Regions from separate parts of the Mus musculus genome. Here region 2 is linked to region 1. A link is a loop called in an ENCODE intact Hi-C map of the cell type or tissue named here. Cell type or tissue: heart. All regions are shown on one strand.

The links. A loop is a pair of places that touch in the nucleus more often than their neighbours do. Peaks named below come from ENCODE experiments on the same cell type or tissue, not always from the same donor. Only the 100,000 strongest peaks of a DNase experiment are listed, where the experiment ranks them.
Region 2: it touches region 1 in a loop (2.2-fold over the local background); 3 of 42 quality-filtered maps call a loop at or near these places.

What each region holds. Positions count from the first base shown.
Region 1 is chr5:130,220,970-130,225,969 of GRCm38, reverse strand. It overlaps Tmem248 (transmembrane protein 248), which reads right to left and starts at 3,635. Exons shown (of 7, transcript NM_027854.1): 1 at 3,398-3,635. Gm6598 (a long non-coding RNA gene) reads left to right here and starts at 2,104. Exons shown (of 2, transcript XR_377119.4): 1 at 2,104-2,236; 2 at 3,942-4,252. In heart, a CTCF peak has its summit at 3,047 (motif pointing left); a DNase peak (open chromatin) is centred at 3,669; H3K4me3 peaks cover 2,952 bases; H3K27ac peaks cover 2,065 bases.
Region 2 is chr5:130,022,205-130,027,204 of GRCm38, reverse strand. It overlaps Asl (argininosuccinate lyase), which reads left to right and starts at 2,824. Exons shown (of 17, transcript NM_133768.5): 1 at 2,824-2,911; 2 at 3,109-3,163. The coding sequence starts at 3,152. Gm40334 (a long non-coding RNA gene) reads left to right here. Exons shown (of 3, transcript XR_868562.1): 2 at 1,183-1,408; 3 at 2,011-2,077. In heart, a CTCF peak has its summit at 3,355 (motif pointing left); a DNase peak (open chromatin) is centred at 2,814; H3K4me3 peaks cover 1,339 bases; H3K27ac peaks cover 995 bases; H3K27me3 peaks cover 298 bases.

The DNA of each region.
Region 1 (5,000 bases):
ATAAAAATGCAAGCTGGATGGTAGTGGTACACACCTCCCAAAACTCAGGAGGCAGAGGCCGATCTCTGTGATTTCAAGCTCAGCCTGGCCTAGAGCAAGTTCCAGGATAGCCAGGGCTACACAGAGAAACCCTGTCTGGAAAAACAAACAAATAAGCAAGCAAGCATTGCATTCCGTTGGGAGTGAGAAGCAGGTGCTGTGGCTGGCCACTTCCCCCAAAGTTCATTCCAACCAGGTAGTGAGAAATGAAGGCTGGGAAATGGCGTCTGAGAAGTCCAAGGACTGAGGGGAGGGACACCAGATAGAGAGTCAAACTCTGACTCCTCAAGCACAGAAGAAAGACGAATGCAGGTCACCAGTTGCTACCTAGACTACTTCACTGCCACCAGAACCAAGCCAAACTGCAGACAACTTAGGTAAAAGGCAGCTCCAACAATCCTCAAGTTCTAAGAACACAGTCACTTGAAAGGACATGGGTCAGCTTTGTGACACTCCACAGTGTCACAAAGCACACAAAGCACACCTGTGCTTTTCTGCGACTCCATTTCTAAAATCCTAACCACGGCTAAAAAAAAAAAAAGGCTCAACTACTGAGTTGCTTGACTTAGGAATATTTAAAATAGTGAAATATAAAAACAAGGGCTAGTGAAATGGCTCAGTGGGTAAGAGAACACTGACTGCTCTTCCAAAGGTCCTGAGTTCAAATCCCTGCAACCACATGGTAGCTCACAACCACTCATAATGAGACCTGACACCCTCTTGTAGTGCATCTGAAGTCAGCTACAGTGTACTCATGTATAATAATAAATCTGTTAAAATAAATAAAAATTAAAAAGGGTTGTTGAGATCACTCAGGGGTAAAGGTGTTTGACTTGCAACCCTAGTGGCCTATAAATATGCTCCCTGGGACCCATAAGCAGATGGAGGAAAGAGCTGACTTCAAATACGTGTCCTTTGACCTCCATATGCATACCATGGTATGCACATACACATATACAAACTAAATACCATGACCAAAAATTCAGAGAAAAGAAAATTAAAGATGTCAGTAACAATATAAGAAACTCGCCAGGGCTATACAGAGAAACCCTGTCTCGAAAAACCAAAAAAAAAAAAAAACCAACCAATATAAGAAACTCTTTCAGGGCTGGAGAGATGGCTCAGGGGTTAAGAGCACTGACTGCTCTTCCAGAGGTCCTGAGTTCAATTCCTAGCAGCCACATGGTGGCCCACAACCATCTGTAAGGGGATCCGATGCCCTCTTCTGGGGTGTCTGAAGACAGCAACAGGACAGTGTACTAAGACACATAAAATAAATAAATTTAAAACAAACAAACAACACTCTCTTTCACAAGAGTTAATTGTGGATTGTGGCAGAACCAGATTATACGAGGCTAAGGAGAAAATAACTACTTAACATATGCCATGTAGTGGACACCCTAACAACTGCTTAGCACACCCTGGTAGGTATTTTAATCTCTCCGACACTGTTAGGTGGGTATCAGTCTCCGTGTCAGCATACAGCTTAGGTAATGTACAATGATACAAGCAGACATGTAAGTGGCAGAGGACTCTCATTTAACTCACTGTGCTATCACACAACACCAGGCCCAGCAAGAGGGCTTCCCACCAATCAATTCCACATGCCTCGAACACACCAACTACATCATCGGAGACACCGTCTTCAATAAACACTTTAGCTGTCTAACTAAAGTTCTGTGGGGATAGAAAGAAGGCTCAGTTAATCTTCCAGGGCACCTGGGTTGGGCTGGTGGCAGCTCCAGTGGCAGCTCACAAGGATCTGGGATCACAGGCGTGTGCCACTAGGTCTGGCCCATAATTAGAATTCTACAGACTTCCCATACTGACAAAAACCATCCTGTAGGTCCACCACCCTTGCACTGTGCTCTGTATCCCCGACCACTCCACCCCACCCCCAAATCAGGCCCAGTTTTCTCTAATGCTCGTGTGTAAAGAGGAGAGCACTAGATGAGAGAGGGAAGAAGGGTCAAAAGGAAACACGAAGCTTTAAAACCATGGGCTCCTGAGAATGTTCAGACAAGGCAACGACAGAAGCCTGGGAAAATACGAGTTCCAGAACTGTGACATGGCTTCAGGTTATTTCCATTATGTTAAACTCACAGCTCTGGATTCTCTGCATCAGAACTAAAGCTGTGTGTCTTACAGTATGTGGAAATCCTCCCGTGATTTGTTGTATTATACAACTATGGGACAGGTAAGAAATCACCCCCCTGTCCCAGTATTGACTAGCCTTGCCACCAGGCTACCACTACTCTGTGAACAGGGCCTGGTACCACACAGCTAACAACACCCCAATATGAGGCTGAGGCAGGAGGATCACAACTTCAAGCTACACAGAGAGTTGGAGGCCAGCCTGAACTACACAGTGGACCTGTCTTTAAAAAAAAAAAAAAATTATGTTTTAGCCGGGCTTAACCGGCATGGCAGTGCACACCTGCCAACGGCAGCACTAGGGAGTCTAAGAGAATCAAGGTCAGCCTCGACTGAGTCGTGGGTTTGGACTATCTAAGGCTGCAGGAGACCCCAGACTCCAGGATTCAGATTAAAACCAAAACAATACCGTTATTACACTGTGAAACCTTGGCAGTGTGGCCCACGCCTATATCTCTGAACTACGGAGTCTGAATCGGGAAGATCGGTGTTGAAGGTGGGTCTTGTCTACATAGGGAAATCCTAGCCAGTTAAGGCTGCATTAAACCCTCTTTTGGATACATTTTTGACAACCCAAAGTCAAGTCACAAATCTAAAACTGAACACACACACACACTCACACTCACTCTCTCACTCTCACTCTCTCTCTCTCTCTCTCTCTCTCTCTCTCTCTGTCACACACACACACACACACACACACACACACACACACACACACACACAGAGAAGTTGGAAAGATGGCTACGGGGTTAAGAATACCTGCTATTCCTGAGGACCAGAGTTAAGTTCTCAGCAACCCCATCATCAGGCAGCTACCAATGGAGTGTAACTCTGGGTCTAAGGACACAACGCCCTCTTCTGGAGTCGGTGGGTATTTGCGCTCACGTGCGCAGACAAGATAATACAAACACATCATGTAAATAATTTTCCAAAACAATCATTTTTTTTTCTAAAACTTGCAAAGGATGCTAGTAGGTCCACGCAGCCTTATTCAGCCGACCTATACAAGCCTTGACTGAGGGAGCAGGACTCCGCAGGCCTCGGGAGGATGGAACAGGACCGGGTCAGCTAATAGAGGAGTGAACGGAGCTGGGGTGGCTGGGAGAGCCTGCGCACCGATCCGCCCAGCACGCCGTGGGCCCCGGGTTCAGGGTCCCCGGTCCCGGCCCATGCGCCCGCGATTACGACCCCGTCTCCTACTCACCGCCCCGCAGACTGGCGGCTCGAGCCCGCGGACGCCCGCGGCCTGGCCCTGTTCACTCGCGGCGGCGCGCGGCGGGCCCCGGGCTGCCCCGCACCATCCTCTCCGCCGCTCCGGAGACAGCGAGCGGCTCCTCGGGGCCGAAGCGACGACCCGAAGCCAGGCCAGAGCGCGCCAACGGGACGCCGGCTCCGCGCGCTGCGAACGCCGGGCTTTCCGGGTGAAGGCAGAAAACCACGTCACCACTAACGCCGCCGTGACCTCTGACCCCGCCCGCGCGCGACGGCGGCGCGGAAGGGACAGAATTGCTCCGGGGCGAGCGGCGGGTGGGGTCGGGGTTAGGAGGAGAAGCAGACTGTCTTCGTTTTGCAAATGGGAAAAGCATACACGGAGCTGCCTGAAATTTATCACTCGCATTCGCGAACTGCCGTGAGCTTGCTCGGTTCCGTCCCGAAGTGCTTCTGCAGGTCTTGGTGTGTATGGCGTGAGATAGTAAAGAGGACACGATTTTCGTTTATTTTTGTTGGAATTTTTTGTTTTGACACAGGGGTCTCGTGGATGGCAAGAGCTGGCTTCCTGTTCTCTCTGGAGCCCAATGAGGAGCCAACTACCTTAGTCATGGTGTTTGAGCACACTAATACCACCCTCCTCTCTGTAGACGGGACTCTAGGATCCACTGGATGGGAATCTGTCGCGTTTCTGGACAACAGGACAATTCATTTCAAGCCATGTCTCAGTCCCCAAGGACCTAGCTGACCTTAGAAGCAGCAAAATATTATCCTTTTTAAATTCCTCTAACCACATTAATACTGACCTTTGTACATGATTATTGAAAACCCAGGAGATCAGTTACACTTATCCATTTGTCTGGTCTTGACTTTTTTTGTTGTTCTTTAAAGACACGGTTGCTGGGCAGTGGGAAGGTTGTCCTTTGATCCCAGCATTCAAGAGTCAGAGGCAGATAGATCTTTGCATTTGAGGCCAGCCTGGTCTGCAGAATGAGTTCCAGGAAGCTGGGGCTAAACAAAGCCTGTCTTGAAAAAAAAAAAAAAAACCAAACCAACCAACAAACAAAAGAGATAAGGTCTTTCAATCCATCCCTGGCTGACTTAAAACTCACTATGTGACCCAAGCTGGTCTCAAACTCAAAGATCCATAAGTGCTGGGATTAAAGGTGTGCCATGAGACATGAGAACATTTGTGAGAATTTTCTCCTTAGGTAAAGACTATGCGATGTTTATCCCCTTTTCCTAAGGTCTCGGTGACAAACCAAAGTTCCCCCTGGAATGCCAGTAAATGTATCTGGCTTACTTACAGAGCATAGGCAAGAGGTTACTGCCAGCAGGGTGAGTGACCTCAAAGCAACTACACTGGAAAGTCCTCACCCAGAATGGATGATGGCTTCCCATAGAATGTGTAAGTGGAACTCTGATGCTTGTCTCCTCCAGAACCTCAAAGCCAAATAGTTCCAGGGAAATCGTATAGAAGACATCTGCATGTGTATGTCTGTGTGTGCACAGCATGTGTGTGCTCTCATTCCAGACAATGAGCTACCACTGCTATGCTTTTGGTTTTGAATAAGTGCAAGGAGCAGGTAGAAAGGCAG
Region 2 (5,000 bases), 200 kb after region 1:
GGCGATTATCAGGGCCACCTTCTAGATATGCTCCATGAGAACTTAAAAAGGCTATCCATATAAAATATTTAACACAGTGCCTACAATATGTTAGAATTCAAGATATTGCCAGGTGTCTTGGCACACACATGTCACCTCCAGCCCTTGGAACCAGTCTCTCTTTGGTTTGTCTTGAAAAACCAAGAGAGAGAGAGAGAGAGAGAGCTCTAGTTAACTCTCCTAAATATTTTTCATTTGTTTCAGTTATTTGACACAGGATCTCATATAGCCTAGTCCCACCATGAACTCACCTATGCAAGTGAGGATAAACCTGAATAGATCTGAAACTCCTGACCCAGCTTCCACCCCCTGACAGCTGAGATCCCAGGCATGAACCACTATGCTAGCTTTAAGCAGGATTAAGATTCAAGCCCTGAGCTTCATGCATGCTAAGCAAGCACTCGACCAACTGTATCCCAAGGCTTCTCCTAAGGTTTCCTAAACTTTCTCTGCTCTTTGGATACAAACCAGAGCTTGAGGTTTCCTAGGCTGACGCTCACAGGGTGAGAGTGAACTAAGACTCCCTCTTGCTCTGAGAGGGCTCTACTCTGAGACATGCCACCAGCTTCTTTTGACAGGCACTCTAATGCCAAGCCAAACTCCAAATCCTCCCTGGGTGATTCTAGACGAGTGTCCAGTGCTGAGCCATGCCCTTCTCATTTCATAGATTCTAAGCGAGTGCTCTATTTCTGAGCCATTCCAGAACTCTTTTTTTTTTTTTTTTGGTTTTTCAAGACAGGGTTTCTCTGTGTAGCCCTGGCTGTCCTGGAACTCACTCTGTAGACCAGGCTGGCCTTGAACTAAGAACTCAGAAATCTGTCTGCCTCTGCCTCCCAAGTGCTGGGATTAAAGGCATGCGCCACCACGCCCAACCATACCAGAACTCTTAAGCACTTACTATAATCTAGGTCTATTTGGCATGATTTTGAAAACTTGTTTCTACACAAGGCATGGAAGTTTGATTAAAGTCCTGCATTGTGTGATACAGACATTCTAGCAACTACTGAGCATGCTCCTCGAATGTTCCCAGTCCCATCTTGGCTATCTCTAGCATCTCTGGTCTGTTGGTGATTAAAAACGTCCATAGTCCATAAGGGGCTGTAGGGATGGCTCCGGGGTTAAGAGGATGTGTTGCTCTTGCAGAGAATCCAGTTTCAGTTTCCAGCTTGCCGAATACAGAGGCTCACTGTCGTCTGTAACTCCAGTTCCATGGATGCCCACGTGCTCCTCTGACTGCCACTGGTATCAGGCACATACATAATGCACATACATACACGCATCCTCCATGATTGGAGGTCTATCATGACACACCTGGTCTCCACAGTGGCCGCTGCCCACTCTTCCAGCCATGTTCTTGTGCTGATTCAAGGTAAGCCCAGACCTCCTGCTTTGAGAATGAACGTGATAGACTGAAGGAAGCCCTGAGTTTTAACCCTCAATTGCCCGTTAGAATCCCTTTCTAGACTCTCTAAAGAATACCAACTGGACTACATCCCAACTTTGGGGGGGAGGTTTGTCCTTTTTTTTTGTACATTTATGTATGTAGTATGCATGCATGTGTATGTATCATGCATATGCATAGAGTGTAGAGGACAATTTGGTGAAGTCATTCTCTCTTTCCACTATGTGGGTCCTGGGATCAAAATCAGATTGTAAGATTTGACAATAAGCACCTTTACCCATTGAGGCACCTCACTGGATCCATCTTTTCTTTAGGTAGGCATTTATTTGGGGGTGGGGGAGGGGAGGTGTGCACCACTTGCCACAGAACATGTGTAGAGGTTGGAGAACAACCCTTTGGGGTCCATTCTTGCCTTTCCCCTTATTGAGGCAGGGCCTCTCTTATATTTGTCACTGCTCCAAGTTCCAGACTAGCTGGCCCCCACATTCCTCTAGTCTTCTCGCCCGTCTTGAGTAGAAATACTGAGACCACAGATGAGTCCCACAGCCGACCTTCTATATGATTTCCAGGGATCGAACTCAGCTGGCCAACCTTTCAAGGCTAGCTCTTGTGCTGAGCCATCTCTCTAAGCCCTGGATTCAAAGTCTTGACATTCCTACCTCAGGCTCCCGACTGCTGCGATCGCAGGTATGTGCTAACAGTTATCACAGGTAACTTAGCATTTAGCAGATATCTTTCCACAGCCTGACTGCCAGCCTTTTTTTTTCTTTCTTTTTTTTTTTTTTTTTTTAATTCCATAACCCAGGCTACCTTGAGCTGGCTTATGCAGCTCAGGATGACCTAGAACTTCTGACCCTCCTCCATCAATCTCCCGAAAGCCAGGACTACTGGCGTATACCACCATGCTTCATTAGTAGTCTGTATTGGCCTGGAACCTGAAGCAAGCCTTTTGCCTCAGCCTCCAGAGTACTGGTATAACCGGCATACAAAACCATACCTGATTTAGCATGATTTACCTCTGCCCCCTACTTTAAGACAAGGTCTCACTCTTTAGTCCCTGTTGCCCACCCCCAAGCCCCCTACCCCTACCCCCCACTCCCCACCCCGGCCGGCCTCTGCCTCCCAAGTGCTGAAACGGTTTTGAAACAGGTTCATCTGCAACCCAGGCCTGGAACCTCCAGCAATCTTCCTGCCTCAGCCTCCCGGGTGCTGCAGGGATGACAAACCTGTCGTCTGTCTTCACCTCAGCAAAGGTTTTGTGTGCTTGAACCTCAGTACAACTAGTGCTGACTCCCTGGAAATCACCTCTTCCTGCTGCTAGTAGCTTAGCCAGAGGTGGTCCCGCCCATAAGCGTGATTGATGAGTCACACCCACCTCTCCCAATTGGCTCTACTCTTCCAGGAGGCGGGGACAAGACAGAGGGGCAGCGGACGCCATCCGGACCAGAAAAAGCCAGGAGAGACCAGAAGGTAACCTGGTCCCTGAGTGTCTTGATCCACTAGGTCCAGGGAACGTGGGACAGAGGGAACAAACAAGAAGGAACGCGAAGTCTGTGGTGCGCTTGCTGAGTGCTGCCCACGTCCTGCAAGCCGAGCAGGTGTCCCAACTCCGTCCCTGCCCCGTAGACCTCCCGAGCCGAGTTGGTCAGTGTGGTCTTGTCTTCCAGATTCGTAAGACAGAAGCTCCAGGAGGAGGAGGAACCGCCCAACATGGCATCAGAGGTGTGTAGGACTGAGGGGACCTTGCAAAGGAGCGGGGAGGAACCAGTCGGGTTTAACCGCGTATGGGGGCCATCTCCTGCCACACAGACCTGCAGTGATCCTGAAATTCCCGACCACACTTCCAAAGACTGGCTTCACGTAGACTCAGGGATGTCCGCGTCGTTATCTGCCCATCCAGCGCCACCTAGTGGCTTATGTAATGATCTCACTATTGGCCACTATGTCGGGCGGTTTTCCCCGTTTTTTTTTGTTTTTGTTGTTGTTGTTTTGTAGTTTTTTTTTTTTTTCTCGTTTGTTTTTTGAGACAGGGTTCCCATGTGTAATCCTGGAACTCGCTCTGTAGACCAGGCTGGCCTCGACCTCAGAGATCCACCTGCTTCTGCCTCCCAGAGCGCTGGGATTAAAGGTATGAGCCACTGAGCCCTGCGTTTTCCCTTTTTAAAGAATTATTTTAAAATGTATATTTGTATGGATGTTTTGCCTGCATGTATAGACGTCTGTGAACCCCGGGGCTGGCTACTCCCTATGTGGGATCTAAAGGAATGGAGTTACAGATGTTTGAGAGCCACCATGTGGGTGAAGACCAAACCTCCATGCTCTTACTGGCTGAGCCCGGCTCTCCAGCCCCTGTTTTTCTTTCTTTGAGACAGTGGCTAACTTTTAGCCCAGGCTAGACTGGAATTCACCTCTACTCAGACTGGCCTTAAGCGTCTGACAAGTCACCTGCATCCACCTGCTGAGTGTTCAGATTCCGGGTGTGACCTACCACATGAAAGCTTTCCACTTTTTTTTTTTTTTTTTTTTTTTTTTAGCATTGTTTGTTCGTACATAAGTATGTCCATGTGAGCTCTCATACATGTGGTGATCAGAGGACAAAATGTGGGAGTGGATTCTCTTTTCAACAGGCTTGGCAGCAAGGGCCTTTACCCAGTTAGCTACCTCATCTTCCTTACATACCGCTTTTCACCCCACATCCTCTTGTCAGGCCCCACCCAATAGGATAACTCTCTCCTCCTATTCGCTTGTTCCCATGTATAGGAAAACTTGAGTCCCTAAATTGTCCTTGAGGTCCATCATATAGAACCGGCCAGGAGGGAGGGACCTCTCTCCGTGGCCCCAGTGACTCCCTAGGGTGTCGCTGTCCTCTCCTCTGGGCCAGGAATCCCTGGCTTGTCTTCCTATTTAGTGAAAGGTGTGCAAGATATAGGTCTCCCGTGGGCTTGGTTGGTTTAGCTGGTAAATGGAATGATGACAGCTATTGGGCTTCACCTGTAAGGAATGGATCTCAGAGTCATAGCTCTGAACTCTTAGGGAATGGAGGCTGTAGGGAAGCAGATGCCTGCATGTGTGGTCCCTTCTGGTCTTCGTTAGCTGGCAACTCACCTCCTTCCTCGTAGCTCATCATTCCGATTAAAGATTTAACTCACTTGAGTTACGACGGCCTGATCTGCTTAGCTGCTGGGTCATGCGGAGGGTCAGGAACAAGGGCTGGACTTTGGAGCCAAACAGATGTGATTTGTACACCAGGGTCCTTGACCTCTTAGTTCCTTTGTGAAGTAGGGGTGTTGGTGTCCACTTCATAAAAGGATGTAATTGCAGTACCATGTAATTGCAGCGGCCCATGCCTCTAAACCCAGCACTTGGGAGACAGAGGCAGGAGGAGCTCCATAAGTTCAAACCCAGCCTGGTCTATAGACTGAGTTCCAGGACAGCCAGGGCTACACAGAGAACCCCTGTCTTGAAAAACAAACAAAGAAAAAAAAAAAAACAAACAAACCCACACTATTAATCCTCCTACATCTGCCTCCCTAATGCTGGTATTACAAGTGAGTACCAC